Regions from separate parts of the Mus musculus genome. Here region 1 is linked to region 2. A link is a loop called in an ENCODE intact Hi-C map of the cell type or tissue named here. Cell type or tissue: gastrocnemius. All regions are shown on one strand. Links, peaks and the distances in the headings refer to the core of each region. The heading gives the core; the rest is flanking DNA.

Region 1 (5,375 bases), core at 276-5,275, 51 kb after region 2:
CTATTGATTTTAAACTACAAAACTTCCAAATGCAGGCTCCAAATTTGTAATTACGTCGGTTTAAACACACAAAACTACTTCTACCCTCAAATGTGCACCGTCCATGCTGACGATGACTATGCTTATAAAGTTATGCAAATCAGTCCACAAGTCACATTTCAGAAAAATCTTCCAATGCAACCCAGGAAACTAAAAACAATCACTGCAAGATTCTGAGGCAACATGCCTACGTGCAGCACGGACTTTCATTTTAATCTCATCTACACCCTAGATCTAGGGCCCAAGTCACGATCTAATCGAAATATGCACAACCCAAAGCGTCTATTTTTTTTTTTTTTTTTAGTTCATTTAGAAGGCTGGATTGACGAGCTCGCTAATCCAGTGTACAGTACTCTGTATTACCGGACAATAGATTTTAAGAAGAGACCACAGAGCTCGACAAGAAAACAATCCGTGCCTTGACACTTGCAAGGAGGCATGAGTTCCGTCTAGCCGAACACTCCCTAGGTTGAATACACTGGAAGAGACACAATATGCACGATCTAGAAATGCGCCCAGAATTAAACGTTATAGTCACCCCAACTACAGAAATTTTTCGCATCCGTCTACTCCCACGTTATCAGAGTGACAGAAAAGCAAAGAGGAACAGCCGCAGAAATGGATACAGGTCAAGTCTAAGTCGAATCCATCCTCTTGATATCTCCTTTTGTTTCTGCTAACGATCTCTTTGATGATGGCTGTCATGTCTGGGAGCCTGTGGCTGAAGAAAAAGGAGGAGAGAGATGGCAGAAGCTGCTGGTGGCGAGGCTTCTTCTGCAGGATGGAAATGGCTCTGGACTTGGCGGTCGCTGATGCCCCTCGCTCTGCTGCCGCTTGGCCCTGGACCGCAGCCGGGTAATGGCTGCTGCGGCGGCTGCTGGATGGTTGCAGAGACTGGGCCTGCTTCTCCTCAGCAGCCAGAGGCCTGGCAGCCGAGGCAGCGGAATGGGGAGAAGACGGATAATCCTCGCAGCGGCTGCCTCCTCCGGCGGCCTCCGGAGCCCGGGCCAGGGGGGGTGCGGCGGCGGCGGACGGGAGGCTTAACACCGGCCCGGGTCCCTGGACGTGCCGCCGCCGCCGCCGCCGTGTTGGAGGCAGGAGAAGGGGAGAGAGCAACTCTCCGGCGTTCCCAGCCCTGGCAATGGTGACAGGCGACTCCGACCCCCTCCCCGGAGCCGCGGCCGCCGCCGCCGCTTCTCCCCCCCGCTCCAGGAGCGGGAGGTGCAGCCGCCGAGCCTGCGCCGGCTCCCGCTCGAGCCCACGGCTTCTTCCACCGTCTCTCTCCGAAGCTGCTCAGAAGCTGCCCGGTTAGAACAGACGACGAGGAGGCGAGGCCCGCCGCCGCTGCCGCCGCCGCCGCCCGGCCGGCTCCCCGAGGGCGCTGCCCCCGCGGCTGCTCACAGGCGCTGAGAGGGGCTCTGGGCCGTGGCCGCCGCCGTCTCTCATCTCCCTCGCCTGCGCCGGGCCTGGCCTCACAGCGGCTCAACTCTCAAACTTCCATCATGGCTGCAGCTTCCGAGAGGAGAGAGCTGAGCGCAGCCGCGTCCCGACGCCCAAGCGCGTATCCTGCCGCAGTGCACAAAGAGTCCCGCCACATCACCGTGCGCCGGCCAGCCCGCCCCCTCCGCCGCCCCGCCGGGAGAGCAGGGCGCCTCGGAAAGCCGGAGGGGAGGCGGGAGGCGGGCGGGAGGCGGGCGCTGAGCCGGGGACGGGGCGGGGCGGGGCGGGGCGTCGGAAGGGACAGGGGCGGGGAACGCCGCGGAGCATGCCCAGTGTGTCCGCGGCTCGCTCCCGGAGCTACGCCGGCTTTGGCCTCAGCGCAGAGAGACCCGGCAAAGGTACAACAGGCTGGGGCCGAGTGAGGGTGCGCTGAGCACAATCGCTGACCGCTCACAGGTGGATCGCACTAGCTGACCGCCTTGGTCGGTGCTCCGGGAGCCTCAGGGGCAGGATTATCCTTCCTGCGTCTGTCCCTGCGTTTCTTCGGAACGGCTTTCATTCCCTGCCCTGCGCTGTGGTCAGATTGCAGTGCTTCGCTAGGATTTGTCGGCGACAGTCTTTACCTAGATAACACACCTCTCCCCCTCACGGTGTCCTCAAGGTGTCAGTCTTTGCACAAAGAACAACCCCTATTGTGTCTCCCGCGTGGGTCACCTCATCGGGCTCCGGTTCCCTGCCCCGCCTCTTGCTTCCCAGGCAGCTGGGTTCATTTGCCCGAAAGATGAACGCTCCCAGCCAAGCATGATGATTGTGCATACGGGGCGTGTACATTCACATCTCCCCTGAGTTTCCAGGGCCCAAAGGACACCCCTGGTTGGACAAAGTGGGTCTCCGTGAATAGAGTGCACCTCACACACACCCCTCCACCGCCCGGTGATGAGACCCGCAGCTCCCCGCAGCGGTGGGTCTACCGGATCACAGCCAAGCTCAGTCTTCAAAGAGCTAAGCCCCCACCCCCAATCCCCACTTCGTGGCCGCTATGAAAACCCGGCAGAATTGGATCGCGATGGCCAGGTTCTGACCCTGTCGGACCTTGCATGTTCGAGGACCCGGTTACTGAGCCCGGGTGTGGAGTATGGGACGTTCGGAAGCTGCAGCCAGCGAGTGGGCGGGGCGAGCAGGCCTGGGAGGGCTCAAAGGCGAGGTGGAAGGATACATGAGCCGCGGTCGGAACTACTTTCAGGAGGAGGTCACGTGTGGTCCTAGTTGGGGAACTTTCCAAATTCCCATTCCCCTATCTGTGTGCTCCTGGGGCAGGAGCTTGGTCCCCTCTGCTCTATTAGGTGATCGCCCCCGCCTCCTTCTCCCGTGTGGTCTGCTGGACCCCTCTCTTGCCGGATCGGAGCAGAGAATAGCATCCACGAGCCGTCCGCAGGAGCGCTGTCGGGGCCGAGCGCCTGGGGAGCTGGTTACACAAGCAGCCACATCCAAGCACGTGCCCCCGCCACCCCTCTCTGCTGGCCGCCGCCGGTTTGTGCACGCTGACGCGGAGAGTCCCCAAGCTGTTCCTCCCTTTCGCTTGTAACCCATAGAGCTAGCCAGAAGGCCGGGACACGAGACTCCTGTTCTGGATCTGCCCACACCGCGCGTTCCCAACCGTGGGAGAAGAGGCCGGGCCCTAGGGGGAGGCGCGGGGCGGGGGTGGGGGGGATTGACGCATCTCCTTCGCTTAATGAGGTGAACCCTTTCTAGATCTGTACTCGCGGGGCAAAAGGGTATCTCCTGTTGCTGCTGGCTGGTTAGGCTTACCGATGTTGCAACAAACTTCCAGTCACTGCCCCTGAACTGGTGAGCGCGCCCCACCTACCGTAGACTCAGCCAAGTGACTTATCTGAGCACCTAGTCAATGGCTGTCAGCCCAGAACAAACCTGTCAAGTAAAAGCTTACTGCCGGGATTGGCTGACCTGTCGCGGTTGAGAGAGCTGGTTCAGAAATGCTGATAACTAGCGTACAGCCCCTCCTCCCCCACCAACCAGCCACAAAGCAAGCGATCACCTTGAGCTTGGAGGGAAAAAAAAAATGACATCAACTCCAATGTAGGTAGAGTTTTCTTCCTTATTGTTCTTTTCCCAGGGGACTTAATTCTCAGGATGCCAATCTGAGCCCTAAAGTATCTCTGAGTTGAGACCTAAGCTGAAACACTGGATCATTTTAGAAATCCGGAGGATAGTAGTCAGTTATGGATTTGCAATAATTGCGAGTAGGTGTCTAGGAAAGGCTAGCTGGGGGTTTAGAGTACAGGAGAAGGAAAATTTCATAGGTCCACACAGCATAGTTGCAGGCAGCCTCTGAAGTCTAGAAACCTCAAGAGGCTCGGCTCAGAGAGCTATGGGCCATTACCGAACTGCAGGACTGCTAATTAAACCGGGGATATTTACAGTTCTATTAGAGCTCTCTGAAGCTACTCAAACATTGCATTTAGATACATCCTTTAAAGATCTCTCCGCCAGAGATAGCAGCCCAAGCTAAGCCAGCGTTGATGTTTATTACAGGCTGTTTTGGGGCAAGGTTCTGGTCAGTAGAGGGAGGGCAGGGATGACCAATGAGAGCAATCTGAGAACAATAGCCGAGAGGCCTCTATTTGGTTTCTAACGATGTAAATAAATTCGGTTCACACAGCCTAATCTAAGATGGAGATCTAGTTTACACAGAATCCCCAATGTCAAAGTGTTAGCTGAGATGCACAGCAAAAACCTAAGTGGTGCTCAGCAGAGTGTCTACTACTGCTGTGGGGAAAAATAAGGATGAAGTTACATCAAGAGAAGTGGGTTGAAAAGGGGAAATGGCCCACATTCGTTCCTGTCCCCAGAGTCCCTGTTACTAGCATCACCCTCTTTTGCCTCTTCCCTGGAGGCATCTTGCGTGACATTACTCGGAGCGTCTAAGAAGCTCGGAAATCTTCCTCTAAAGAAAAAGAAAGACATTCATCCCTAAGCTTCCTGATGCCTGGCTGGAGGAAAAAAAAGGACCCGTTTCTGTTTCCAGAGCATCACTCCATAGAGCACAAGGAGGCGCATCCCAGCGCTGACCCCAGCCCACAAGCACCACCAAGTGAGGCAAGAAAGCCGAAAGCCAGCTAGCTGCTTCGCTCGGCTGCTCTGCAGGGCTGAAGGAACAGACACGCGGTGTTGGCAGGTGTGTGGGCCCCTCTGACATCAGCTGGCCACGCTGACAGCATCAGGCCTTGTTGGGAGTTTCTAAATACACCCCTACTTCCTTTCGCAGCAAATATGTTTCTGTGCAGCCTTTTAAAATTTTTTGGAGTTTTTCACATCTTTATTCCACTCAAAGGATGTGAGTAGGGCAAAAGGGAAAAAGTCCATATAGCAATTTTATATATATATATATATATATATATATATATATATATATATATATATGAAAATGTATATATTTATATGCTTGGCTGTACAGATATTACAATACACTGGTTTCCAAGTGCTTCATTTCCTCACCTGTCTGGATTTAAAACACTCAAGGGAGAAACAGAAGCTTATAACGAAGGGAGAATTATGTAAAGCTCTAGGGAGACTGACTATATAGAATAATTAGGGAGTATGATAAACCAGCTTTAATGATAGTTTCCAACAGCTGATTCCAGAACTCTATTGTTACTACATGCTAAAGATGTCCAAAGAAAATTCTTTCCCTTGATAAGTGGGACACCAAGAAGGGGATGTAGGTAATATAAATAGTTGATGTGTTGTTGTAGGCTCTGTGCAAAAGCATCTCGTGTGTGAGCACGCTGCTGCTGTAGTGCCTTTCTCCTTCCCCACATCTCTGACCCCTCAACAAGAGAGCTCAGTCTAGCGCTTTAATTTTTAAGCAAGCTTCT
Region 2 (5,375 bases), core at 184-5,183:
TTTGGCATGGCAGTACCCTCTTGTAATCTCGGTACTTGGGTACAACCAAAATCGTAAGTTTAAGGCCAGCTTGACCTATGTGAGGCCCAGTCTCAACAAACAGAATTGCAGAAAATAGGTATTTTATGTTAATAAGAAAAAGGTATTACAATGCTCTTTAGTTTACTGATGGCCTCTCAACTTCTACTGTGATAAGGACTCTAGACACAGACACCCTTCTGCTGGGGAAGAAGACAGCATACAAGCTAAGAAGTATAGAAGGAATACGATGTCTAGCAAATACAGGTATATGAACTCTGACCCCACCCTCTTCCCCTCTCTCTGTCTTTCTCTGTTTCTCTGCTCCATATGTGTATCAAAATGGATAAGTGGCAGTATACAACTTTAATTCCAGAATTCAGGAGGAAGAAAGAAGCTGGTGGATCTCTGTGCATTCCAAGCCAACAGGGCTACAAAGAGAGACCCCGTCTCAAAAACAAAAACAAACAAACAAAAATGGATATAAACCACTTGAAATCATGATTGGCAATTTAAGACTTTGGCTAGAGTGAAAAATCACATACTAAATAGTCAAAGCTTATATTTGAATTCTGAGAAAATATAAACTTCCAATTTGCTTCTTTAAAAAAATTAATACAATAATACAAACCTCCTTAATAGAATTTACATGAGGATAAACCAGCAAATTCAGTTATATAAAAGAAGTTAAAATAAACAAAAAAATATAGTAGCTGATAATGTTCAGATGGCATTTCTCCTGCTCTCTAGCTTTTGGTACACATTTCACACTTGTGTACAGCAATAAACAGATTCTCAAGTGATGGGAAGGACACCTATTATCACAAGCATTTATATGCTCATCCTTTTGAAAAAAGCTGGGTTGATATGTAAGTAAACAATTCTCAGATCAACAGCAGTTGTGTGAATAGAGCTCACAGAGCTCACAGGCAGTGGTGATACAGAGGGAAGCTTGCACCATACTAAGGCCTAGGCAGCAAGGCGAGGCCAGAGCATCGTACACCCCTAGGACTTAACTGCCTAGCTAAACACAAACATGTGCTACATTATTCATCTTTGAGACAGTTACAAAAACCCAGATTTAACCCTAAACACTATTAAAAAAAACACCAGTTCTCTTTCTTGTAGTCAATGTTCGATTTGCTAGCCCAAATAGTTCAGCATTTCCTCAGTTCACTCCTTTATATTTTTGTTTCATTTTCTACTGGTGAATAATCAATGTATCTTTCTTCAAATGGCTCAAAAATTATTGAAGAAAATGGCTTTAAATTTCCATAATGACCTGAATTAAACTTCAAACTATAGTTCCACTCAACTGTCAAGACAGGTAACAGGGCTCTACTTTCCAAGCTTGTGGGATTTGTAGTTAATCTGGTGAGTTATTAACCTAAGCAAGTGGGCACTGCAAAGCACTCAGGTGCCGACTCTATCACTGTCTTCAGTGTGCACATATTTACTTTGCGCCTCCTCCGAGTCTAGCTTTTTATTTTCCTTCTCTAGCATTTGCTTAACAAAGTTGACTCCTTTTGGCACAGACGTTCGTAACAGCTCAGTGTCCGTATGAAGTGTCTCCTGTGTGAGTGTAAAATGACATCTTTGATCAGTTTTATGGTTTTTATTATAATGCTATTCCGATAAGAAAAGCCTGCCTTGGAATTTTACATTTTCCTAGTGTATTTTTCATTAATTCTTCTTTTATAAGCCTTGGCTACTTGATGCTAATTACTTTTTCTCTTTTTGGTTTTCAAGATAAGAGTTTCTTTGTGTCTTGAAACTCATACTTCCCAAGTGCTCGGGATTTAAGGTGTGTTCCACCATGCCTGGCTGGCTCTTTGAAAAACAGACTTATATGGAGGACATACATCTTTGAGATCTATACTACTGTCATAAGACTACTATACGGGATTAGCACGGAACAACACAGTGTGTGTGTGTATATATATATGTATATATAATGTATGTTCATCCTCTATGCATTCAGATTCTAGATGATCTTCTAGAAGGTAAATTCACAACTTAGAGTCCTTAAAGAAGTAATTTTCTATTTGAGCAAACTTTCTTAATAAACTGGAAAATATTTTCCAAGTCTAAACTCATAAATAAAAGTTTCAACCTAAAAAGTATTTGCTTGAAGAGGAAAAACCTACATTCTGAATGACCACAATAAACAAGGCAGTAATTCAATAAACAAAAGAATGTGGTTACTAATACTATGACAATAGTAGTTATTGTAGATATTTTCTAATATTCAAAACATATTTCTATTATTCCCATAAAATTACAAGGTATATATTATCACATATCTTATGTTTTAAGACAGGGTCTCATTATGTACCCCAGAATGGTCTCAAAATAGGTATTCTATTGCTTCAGGCTCCAACAGTGGAGATTATAGGCCTCTGTGACACCACAGCCAACCATTACAACCTCAATTTCCCCCCAGGGGAGAGCTGGCCTCAAACACACTGCAGGATCTGATGGTGGCTTTGACTCTTGATCCTCCTAACTCTACCTGCCAACTGCTGGGTCCCACGCACACTGAGGCCAGCCCTGCTGCCTCTACTTTAATAAGAAACAAGTAGGACTATACATGTTTATCTTGCTCAAATGCAGTACAGGACCTAAATGAATCTGACTCAGGTGACCTGAAAACAGGAATGCTATGCGATCTGAATGAAGCCATAACTTCTCTTAATTCAGTTTTTCCCCTTTATGAAGAACCTCTGAAGTTTGGAATACATAATGCTTCGAGTTCTATGGTAACTTACAGAATCTCTGTGACAAAAGTGACACAGATCATTTCTGGCCAACACTCTTTCCTCACCTGGATTTTCTTTAGAAGCTATAATGACAGTTTTGTGGTTTGGGGTGTTGGGCCTATTCTTCAATTCAGATATATGAATTTGTAAGAGGATTCCACTCACTAGCAAAAGTATTTGTTTCAAAAAAGAGGTAGATGTGGGCTGGAGAAATGGCTCAGTGGTTAAGAGCTCAATTCCCAGCAACCACATGGTGTCTTATAACCATCTGTAATGGGGTCTGATGCCCTCTTCTGGTGTGTTTGAAGACAGTGACAGTATACTCATATACATAAACAAATCTTACAAAAAAATAAAAAAATAAAAAGACACACCCTTTAAGCCAGGGAAATCAGAACCTATTCTAGGAACCTCTAGTCAAATGGGTGTTCTTTTACCACTGCAGTTAGTCAAGAGTGTAAGCCTAAAGCTACGGGACCATAGCTTGGTATTACTTGCAAAGATCCTTTCTGAATAAACATAGCCAAGAAAGAAAAGGGAAGAGTGTAGAAAGGAGAGGTTCCTGACACTTATTGAGCATTTAGATCCAGACCTGACCTTTTAGGTTCTATTAGTCAATAAACATCTCCCTTGTGTCTTCTCTGTCTCCTTCTCCTACTTGGGTTTCTCTTACCTAAAACTGAAAAACTCACACATTCAAAACAGCAATTTTTCTCTCTCTCTCTCTCTCTTTTTTTTTTTTTTTTTGGTGTTGGTTTCTATTTTAGGAATCAAAAAGAAAAGGAAAAAATTAAGTAGAGCTTAGTACAGCAGAGAGAATCCAAGGAACAAAATTAGGAAGCCAGGTGTTGAGTATGACAAAGAAAGACTATGAATCAGGGCAGTGTGGTCTTTGCAAATGGGTTTGTATTAAGTAACTGCTTAAATCTTTCAAAGCCTAAAACTGCACAGCTTTATGAATCAGTGGACTGCTAGATAGTAGATAATAGCCCAAACAGTATGCATCAGAAGAGAACACATGATAATTGACATTACAAGAAAATTATACTGAGTTTTTTGTTTTAGCAACAGCAACCACAACTTGTTTGATTTAAAAATAAGGACTAAGCAAGAAAATTTTATGATGAGGGGATTTAATAAGTAAAACAGGGGTAGGGGGATAACCTTGATAGTAGGTTATAAAAGTTCACTTCTCACAGAAAATAATGAAATCTCTTAAAATTAAGCTTGGCATTGTTATTTTAGTAAAGTTGACAAACTGAGGTAGTAAACTAATCACACACACACATTCTCTCTCACACACACTCACGTAGTCAAAACACACACACCTACCTAATAACCAACTTGTAAGCAAAGAAAAGGCAAACTGAAACGTTTCAATCCCTCCCCTAAGTTTAATAAGAGAACTAAGCATTAAGGTTACTTTCCTTGCCACTGCTGGAGGCCAGGGAGAACAGACACTACGTATGGTTAGTGGCAGTGTCTTCCCTCAAGTTTGGAAAGTTACTCCAAAACCTGCGCTCATTGCCATTCTGAAAAGGTCTTTCTTACACTCTCCTCATAGTTTACATCCCGCAAACCATGTATTGCAGCACTGAACCCTAAGTGCATTTGCAAACAGCAAGGCACACGTGGAAACCAACCCCAGAAGGTAATTTACAGCAGGAGGGGCTGGCGCGGGGTGTGTGTGTGTGTGTGTGTGTGTGTGTGTGTGTGCGCGCGCGCGCATGTGCAGTCAGTCGGGATTCACCCTCAGTGACTTTGGATTTGGATAATTTGCCACCTTTTCACAAAGGAAAATATCAACTATACAAGTAAATAATTCCCAGTAAAGTGGGCAACACACTTCTTTGACTGAATAAGGGTATGGGTCTTTGTTCCCTTGAGCAGTTACTTCGCCCTTGAGATATTTTTTCTTTATAGGAAGTAGCAACTGTTGAACTTCATTGCAATATTCAAAACCTGAAGTATTGTTCCAGCATTAAGAACACAATGCTACATTTTATGGTCAGCTTGCAAATCCAACCTGCATCATATCAAGACCTAACTACAGGACTCTGAGAAAGAAAGTACTATAAGTAAAAGCCAAAAAAAAAAAAACACACATTTTAGGCAAAGTCTACAATTTTTTCACAACAGGCCAATTGCCTCCTCCTTTAACATAAAAGAAAGAAGATGAGGATTCTGTACCAGAACACAAATTTCTTCAGCTTCTTATGGTCCCTCCATAGTTAAAATTACAAATATAAACAAAATAATACAGACAATTCTAATATGATTAACTACAAAGCAGATTTAAGTATTAATCTCCAGAAGTTCACATTTACAATCACAAAGTATAAATCCAGAAACAGCAAACACAACAAGCAGCACGAACGTAGCCACAGGGACTCCTAGCTAGTCTACAAGTCTGCAAGTCCACTGTGTGTCTACACTGCCACACTGAGTCATCAATTCTCTAAGATTCTTCTAGGAAGACTTCCTCAGCTGTACTAAAGCAGCTTTCCTATACTCAGCAAGCTAAAACACATCCATCATTCCACAGCCACTCTACCAGCCCAAGGCCCGGTGCCTTTTAAGGTTTGTTTTATTATTTTT

What was found. Peaks named below come from ENCODE experiments on the same cell type or tissue, not always from the same donor. Only the 100,000 strongest peaks of a DNase experiment are listed, where the experiment ranks them.
Region 1: a loop joins it to region 2, with 2.2 times the contacts of the local background. A loop is called at or near these places in 11 of 42 quality-filtered maps.

The regions. Positions count from the first base shown.
Region 1 is chr19:32,753,814-32,759,188 of GRCm38, reverse strand. It overlaps Pten (phosphatase and tensin homolog), which reads right to left and starts at 1,612. Exons shown (of 9, transcript NM_008960.2): 1 at 666-1,612. The coding sequence starts at 744. It also overlaps the pseudogene Gm36566. In gastrocnemius, for the core only: CTCF peaks have their summits at 1,614 and 3,333; DNase peaks (open chromatin) are centred at 2,666, 2,958, 3,364, 4,628 and 3 more places; H3K4me3 peaks cover 3,884 bases; H3K27ac peaks cover 4,373 bases.
Region 2 is chr19:32,804,936-32,810,310 of GRCm38, reverse strand. All of the region lies in intron 5 of Pten (phosphatase and tensin homolog), which reads right to left. Among named protein-coding and RNA genes, the nearest start is that of Pten, 50 kb to the right of the region's middle. In gastrocnemius, for the core only: no CTCF peak of the experiment used is centred there; no DNase peak of the experiment used is centred there.